Linked DNA regions of Homo sapiens: region 2 is linked to region 1. Evidence: read pairs that join two places in POLR2A ChIA-PET (ENCODE). Cell type or tissue: PC-3. All regions are shown on one strand. Each heading gives the region's core, and the rest is flanking DNA. Links, peaks and the distances in the headings are about the cores only.

The links. ChIA-PET counts read pairs that join two places held together with the same protein. Peaks named below come from ENCODE experiments on the same cell type or tissue, not always from the same donor. Only the 100,000 strongest peaks of a DNase experiment are listed, where the experiment ranks them.
Region 2: POLR2A ChIA-PET joins it to region 1 with 10 read pairs; 2 of 35 experiments call an interaction of 5 or more read pairs at or near these places.

The regions. Positions count from the first base shown.
Region 1 is chr19:17,457,765-17,460,671 of GRCh38, reverse strand. It overlaps NXNL1 (nucleoredoxin like 1), which reads left to right. Exons shown (of 2, transcript NM_138454.2): 1 at 1-128. Among named protein-coding and RNA genes, the nearest start is that of NXNL1, 1.7 kb to the left of the region's middle. In PC-3, for the core only: no CTCF peak of the experiment used is centred there; no DNase peak of the experiment used is centred there; H3K27me3 peaks cover 5 bases.
Region 2 is chr19:17,739,643-17,742,549 of GRCh38, reverse strand. The region is part of intron 3 of FCHO1-AS1 (FCHO1 antisense RNA 1); the gene reads left to right. Among named protein-coding and RNA genes, the nearest start is that of FCHO1-AS1, 10 kb to the left of the region's middle. In PC-3, for the core only: no CTCF peak of the experiment used is centred there; no DNase peak of the experiment used is centred there.

The DNA of each region.
Region 1 (2,907 bases), core at 135-2,634:
GTACTGCGGGCGGCTCAGCTGGCCCTGGTGTACGTGTCCCAGGACTCCACGGAGGAGCAGCAGGACCTGTTCCTCAAGGACATGCCAAAGAAATGGCTTTTCCTGCCCTTTGAGGATGATCTGAGGAGGTGAGGAGGGGCAGGGAGGGCTTCCTGGAGGAGGGGGCATGTTCGCTGAAAGTGAAGCATCCATTCTAACTAGAGTGAATGAGCAGCCCCTGTGTGCCAGTCCATATACTGGGAACTAGGGGGTACAGACAGGGGTGCCCACTTCCACATGCTGGCTTCCATGCCACCCCAGGGAGCTTAGAGCCGAGTGAGAGGAACAGATGCAAAAGACAGAATCAACTATGTAATAGCAAGGCCGGGCATGGTGGCTTAACCCTGTAATCCCAGGACTTTGGCAGGCCGAGGTGGGCAGATCACCTGAGGTCGGGAGTTTGAGACAAGCCTGGTCAACATAGTGAAACCCTGTCTCTACTAAAAATACAAAAATTATCCAGGCGTGGTGGTGGGCGCCTGTAATCCCAGCTGCTTGGGAGGCTGAGGCAGGAGAATCGTTTGAAACTGGGAGGCAGATGCTGCAGTGAGGTAAGATCGTGCCACTGCCCTCCAGCCTGGGTGACAGAGGGAGACTCTGTCTAAAAAATCAAAAAACAAATATATAATAGCGAATTGCAGTAGTGCTCAGAGGACAAAGCTAGGCCACAAAGTGGAAATACAATGAGGGAAACCTTGGTGAGGTTCCGGGGTCAGAGGATGCTTCCCCGAAAAAGTGGCTTTAAAGAGAGACCCCTAGCTGGGCACGGTGGCTCATGCCTGTAGTCCTAGCCACCTGGGAGGCTATGGTAAGAGGATAACTGGAGCCTAGAGTTTGAGGCTGCAGTGAGCTATGATCGCACCACTGCACTCCAGCCAGGGCAATACAGGTAGACCCTGTCTCTTAAAAAAGTAAGGCCAGGTACGGTGGCTCACACCTGTAAATCTAGCACTTTGGGAGGCCAAGGTGAGCAGATCACCTGAGGTCAGGAGTTCGAGACTAGCCTGACCAATATGGCAAAACCCTGTCTCTACTAAAAATACAAAAATTAGCCAGGCCTGGTGGCGCACAGCTGTGGTCCCAGCTACTTGCGAGGCTGAGGCAGGAGAATTGCTTGAATCCAGGAGGCGAAAGTTGCAGTGATCCGAGATGGTGCCACTGCACTCCAGCCTGGGCAACAGAGTGAGACTCTGTCTCAAAAATAAAAATAAAAAATAAAAAATGTAATAAATAAATAAATTACAGGGAGACTCCAATGAGAAGAAAGATAGGAGGATGGAGAATGAGGAAAGGGAAGGGGTTCCAGGCAGAGGGCACAGCAGAAAGGCTTGGAGGCTGTCAGAGAAAGAACAACCAGTTCAGGGAGACTGTAGGTAATTCCGGAGAGGATCAAATTTACAATGTTATTGTTACTGCCCACGCATTTGTCATAATCTTCTTTAGATGTGACAGGTCTGTGGTGCAGAGCCACCTTAACAAGTATAGACATGATCCTCAGAGTAGCAGGGAGCCATGGTGGACATTAGAACAGAGGGAGAGGTAGTCGGATTCAAGCTTTATAAGGAGATGTCCAGCCAGGCATGGTGGCTGACACCTGCAATCCCAGCACTTTTGGAGGCTGAGGCAGGAGGATTGCTTGAGGCTGGGAGTTGAAGACCAGCTTGGGCAACACAGCAAGACACCACCACTCCCATCTCTAAAATTATAAAAAAGAAAAATTATGAAAGGTGGCTTGGTGCGGTGGCTCATGCCTGTAATCCCAGCACACTTTGGGAGGCCGAGGTGGGTGGATCACGTGAGGTCAGGAGTTCAAGACCAACCTGGCCAACATGGTGAAACCCCGTCTCTACTAAAAATACAAAAATTAGCCAGACGTAGTGTTGGGTACCTGTAGTCCCAGCTACTCAGGAGGCTGAAGCACGAGAATCGCTTGAACCCGGGAGGCGGAGGGTGCAGTGAGCCAAGATCGCACCACTGCACTCCAGGCTGAGCGACAGAGCAAGACTCTGTCTCAAAAAAAAAAAAAAAAAAAAAAATTAAAAAGATCCTTTAAAAAAATTTACAAAAGGAGCTGCCCAATGAAACAGTATTATAGCTTGACTTTTTATTATGAAAAAAACGTTCAGGCTGGGTGCAGTGGCTCACGCTTGTAATCCTAGCACTTTGAGAGGCCGAGGCGGGCGGATCACGAGGTCAGGAGATCGAAACCAGGGTGAAACCCCGTCTCTACTAAAAATACAATAAATTAGCCGGGCGTGGTGGCGGGCGCCTGTAGTCCCAGCTACTCGGAGAGGCTGAGGCAAGAGAATGGTGTGAACCCGGGAGGTGGAGCTTGCAGTGACCCGAGATCGTGCCACTGCACTCCAGCCTGGGCGACAGAGCGAGACTATGTCACAAAAAAAAAAAAAAAAAGAAAGAAAGAAAAAGAAAGAAAGAAAAAAAATGTTCAAACATAGCAAAAAGTTGAAAGAAGTGTACAATGAAACCCATCGCAATTGTTAACATTTTGCCATATTCACTTTGTCTACAATACAAATACGTGTCTATAGACACATATACACTTTGTCTACAATAAAAATACGTGTCTATATACACGTATATGCATACGTGTATAGTTTGTGCTAAATTATTTGAAAGTGAGTTGCAGACTTCATGACATTTTCCCAATGTCATGCCTTTTGTTACTCAACAAGTTGGAAGTTTCTGGTCATCATCAGAATTTGGACATCATCAGAGTTTGGACACTGAATCCTGCCCACTGCCCTCGGCAGCTGAGGAGATTCCTCCCTGACGCTAGCAACGCTTCCTTCCCTGGGGCAGAGACGCCAGCTGCAGACAAATGCTGACCTTCTCTGAGACAGGGTCCTC
Region 2 (2,907 bases), core at 116-2,615, 280 kb before region 1:
CAGGAGTTTGAGACCAGCCTGGGCAAAATGGTGAAACCCTGCCTGTGCCAAAAATACAAAAAATTAGCTGGGCTCCATGGCTTGTGCCTGTAGACCCAGCTACTTGGGAGGCTGAGGTGGGAGGATCCCTTGAGCCCAGGAGGCAGAGGGAGCAGTGAGCGGAGATCATGCCACTGCACTCCAGCCTGGGTGACAGAGCAAGACGACCCCATCTCAAAAAAAAAATTAGGTGGGCATGGTGGACTGTGCCTGTGGTCCAAGCTTCTCAGGAGGCTGAGGTGGGAGGACTCCTGGAGGCTGCAATGAGCCAAGATCATGGCACTGCACTCCAACATGGGCATGAGAGTGAGACCCTATCTTAAAAAAAAAAGAAAGGAAAAAAGAAAAAGAAAAGTTGCTGTTTAACACAATTGACTTGCCCTCAAATTCCTTCCTGGGTGAAGCCAAGAACCCTCTCAGACTAAGCCCCAATTTTGAGGCTTGCCTGTCCTATCACCTTCACGTGCTCAGCTGTTCCATTGAAGTGCATGTGTGTAGCAATTCCAGAATGTTTAACTGGGACCCACAGTGGGGTTTCAAACAGAAACTGCTCACCTTTTTCTCCAGCTTGAAACACTCCCCAGACTCCCCAGCACTCTTGGTAAAAACTGCAAACCTGTCTCAGCAGCCCATCATGCTTATGGGGTCCGGCCCTCCCTACATTCCTGTCCTCACCTCTCTCTACCCACCTCAATGCAGGGGGCACAAAAGCCGTTCCACCTCAGGGTGCATCTGACTGGTAACTTTCCTACCTTGAGCTCTTAGTTCCTGTTTGGTCCCCTCCTCCAGGAAGCCCTCCATCTGGCCTCCCAGGCTCCTTTCCCAACTTTAGCTCTTATGGTCCCTTCCTCCAGGAAGCCCTCCATCTGGCCTCCCAGGCTCCTTTCCCACCTTTAGCTCTTGTGGTCCCCTCCTCCAGGAAGCCCTCCTTCTGGCCTCCCAGGCTCCCGTCCCACCTTTAGCTCTTAGTTCCTATGTGGTCCCCTCCTCCAGGAAGTCCTCCTTCTGGCATCCCAGATTTCCTTCCCACCTTTAGCTCTTAGTTCCTATGTGGTCCTCTCCTTCAAGAAGCCCTCCAGCTAGCTTCCCAGGCTCCTGAAAACCCATCTGGTTTTCCTTCCAAGCCAGTGCTGATCCCCCAGGACTGGGATGTTATGTTAGGCATTGCCCCCTCCCCCTCCAGCCTGGGAGCTTCTTGGGGGCCCTGGCCCTGGTACTATCCACACCTGTCAGGTGAGGTCTGAACTGCATCCACACTCCCCCAGACACTCCACTCCCAAGCCTGGGCCAGGGGAAACAGAGCTCAGAGAAAGCAAGCTACTCTTGGAAGTCACACAGCAAACACACGTCAGAGGCAGGACTTGACATGGGTGTGCTGGTACCACAGCTCACACCTGCCCTGGGCCCAGATCCCAAAGGATGCTGTAGGGGGTGGGGAGGACAGGATGACATAGGTCAGGCCTGTCTGGAGTGCCTGGGGCCGAACAGGCCAGGGAAGAAAACTCAGGGGTCCAGTTGCCAAAACAGCCCAAGGCTCCCTGCTCTTCCTGGAGGTTCAGGCCAACTTTCTTATTTCTGAGACTGGGGAAGAGGAGAAGCCCAGAGAGGTTAAGGAACATTCCCGAGGTCACCCAGCAGTGCTGCCAAGCTGGGGCACAACCAACATTTCCCAAGAACCTGGTGTGTGGGTACAGGTACTGGGTCCTGTCCTGGGCAGCGGGCACCCAGAAACAACCAAGATGGAGAGGGTGCAGCTCTCATGGGCTCACAGTTGGGGGAATCAATATAAACATATTGACATATAAACATATAAACAAGTAAGAGTCTGCTAGGGCTATGGATTAAAAGGAAATACAACAGGAAGATGTGCTGGTGGACAGGACGACACTTTATTTATTTATTTATTTATTTATTTATTTATTTATTTATTTATTTTGAGATGAAGTCTCGCTTTTGTCCCCCAGCCTGGAGTGCAATGGTGCGATCTCGGCTCACTGCAACCTCCATCTCCCGAGTTCAAGTGATTCTCCTGCCTCAGTCCCCTGAGTAGCTGGCATTACAAGCGCCCGCCACCACGTCCAGCTAGTTTTTGTATTTTTAGTAGAGACGGGGTTTCACCATGTTGGCCAGGCTGGTCTCAAACTCCTGACCTCAGGTGTTCCCAAAGTGCTAAGATTACAGGCGTTGAGCCGCTGCGCCCGGCCTTATTTATTTATTTTGAGACAGTCTCACTTTGTTGCCCAGGCCATCTCAGCTCACTGCAACCTTCACCTCCCAGGTTCAAGCGATTCTCCTGCCTTATCCTCTCGAGTAGCTGGGATTACAGGCACCCACCACCACGCCCGAATAATTTTTTTTTTTTTTTTTTGAGACGGAGTTTTGCTTTTGTCGCCCAGGCTGGAGTGCAGTGACGCGATCTCGGGTAACTGCAACCTCTGCCTCCCGGGTTCAAGTGATTCTCCTGCCTCAGGCTCCAGAGTAGCTGGGATTACAGGCGTGTGCCACCACGCCCCGCTAACCAGGTTGGTCAGGCTGGTCTCGAACTCCTGACCTCAGGTGAGCCACCCACCTCACCCTCCCAAAGCGCTAGGATGACAGGAGTGAGACACTGCATCCGGCCCTAATTTTTGTATTTTTAGTAGAGACGGGGTGTGACTATGTTGGCCAGGCTGTTCTCAAACTCCCGACTTCTGGTGATCCGCCTGCCTCAGCTTCCCAAAGTGCTGGGATGACAGGCGTAAGCCACCATGCCTGGCCAGGACACTTTTAAGAGAGGGAGTCAGGAAGGGTCCAGGCAGTGGACTAAGAGGTAGCAAGGAGGGCTACCTGGAGGAGGTACCATACCAGGCAGGGCTCCACCACGCCCTG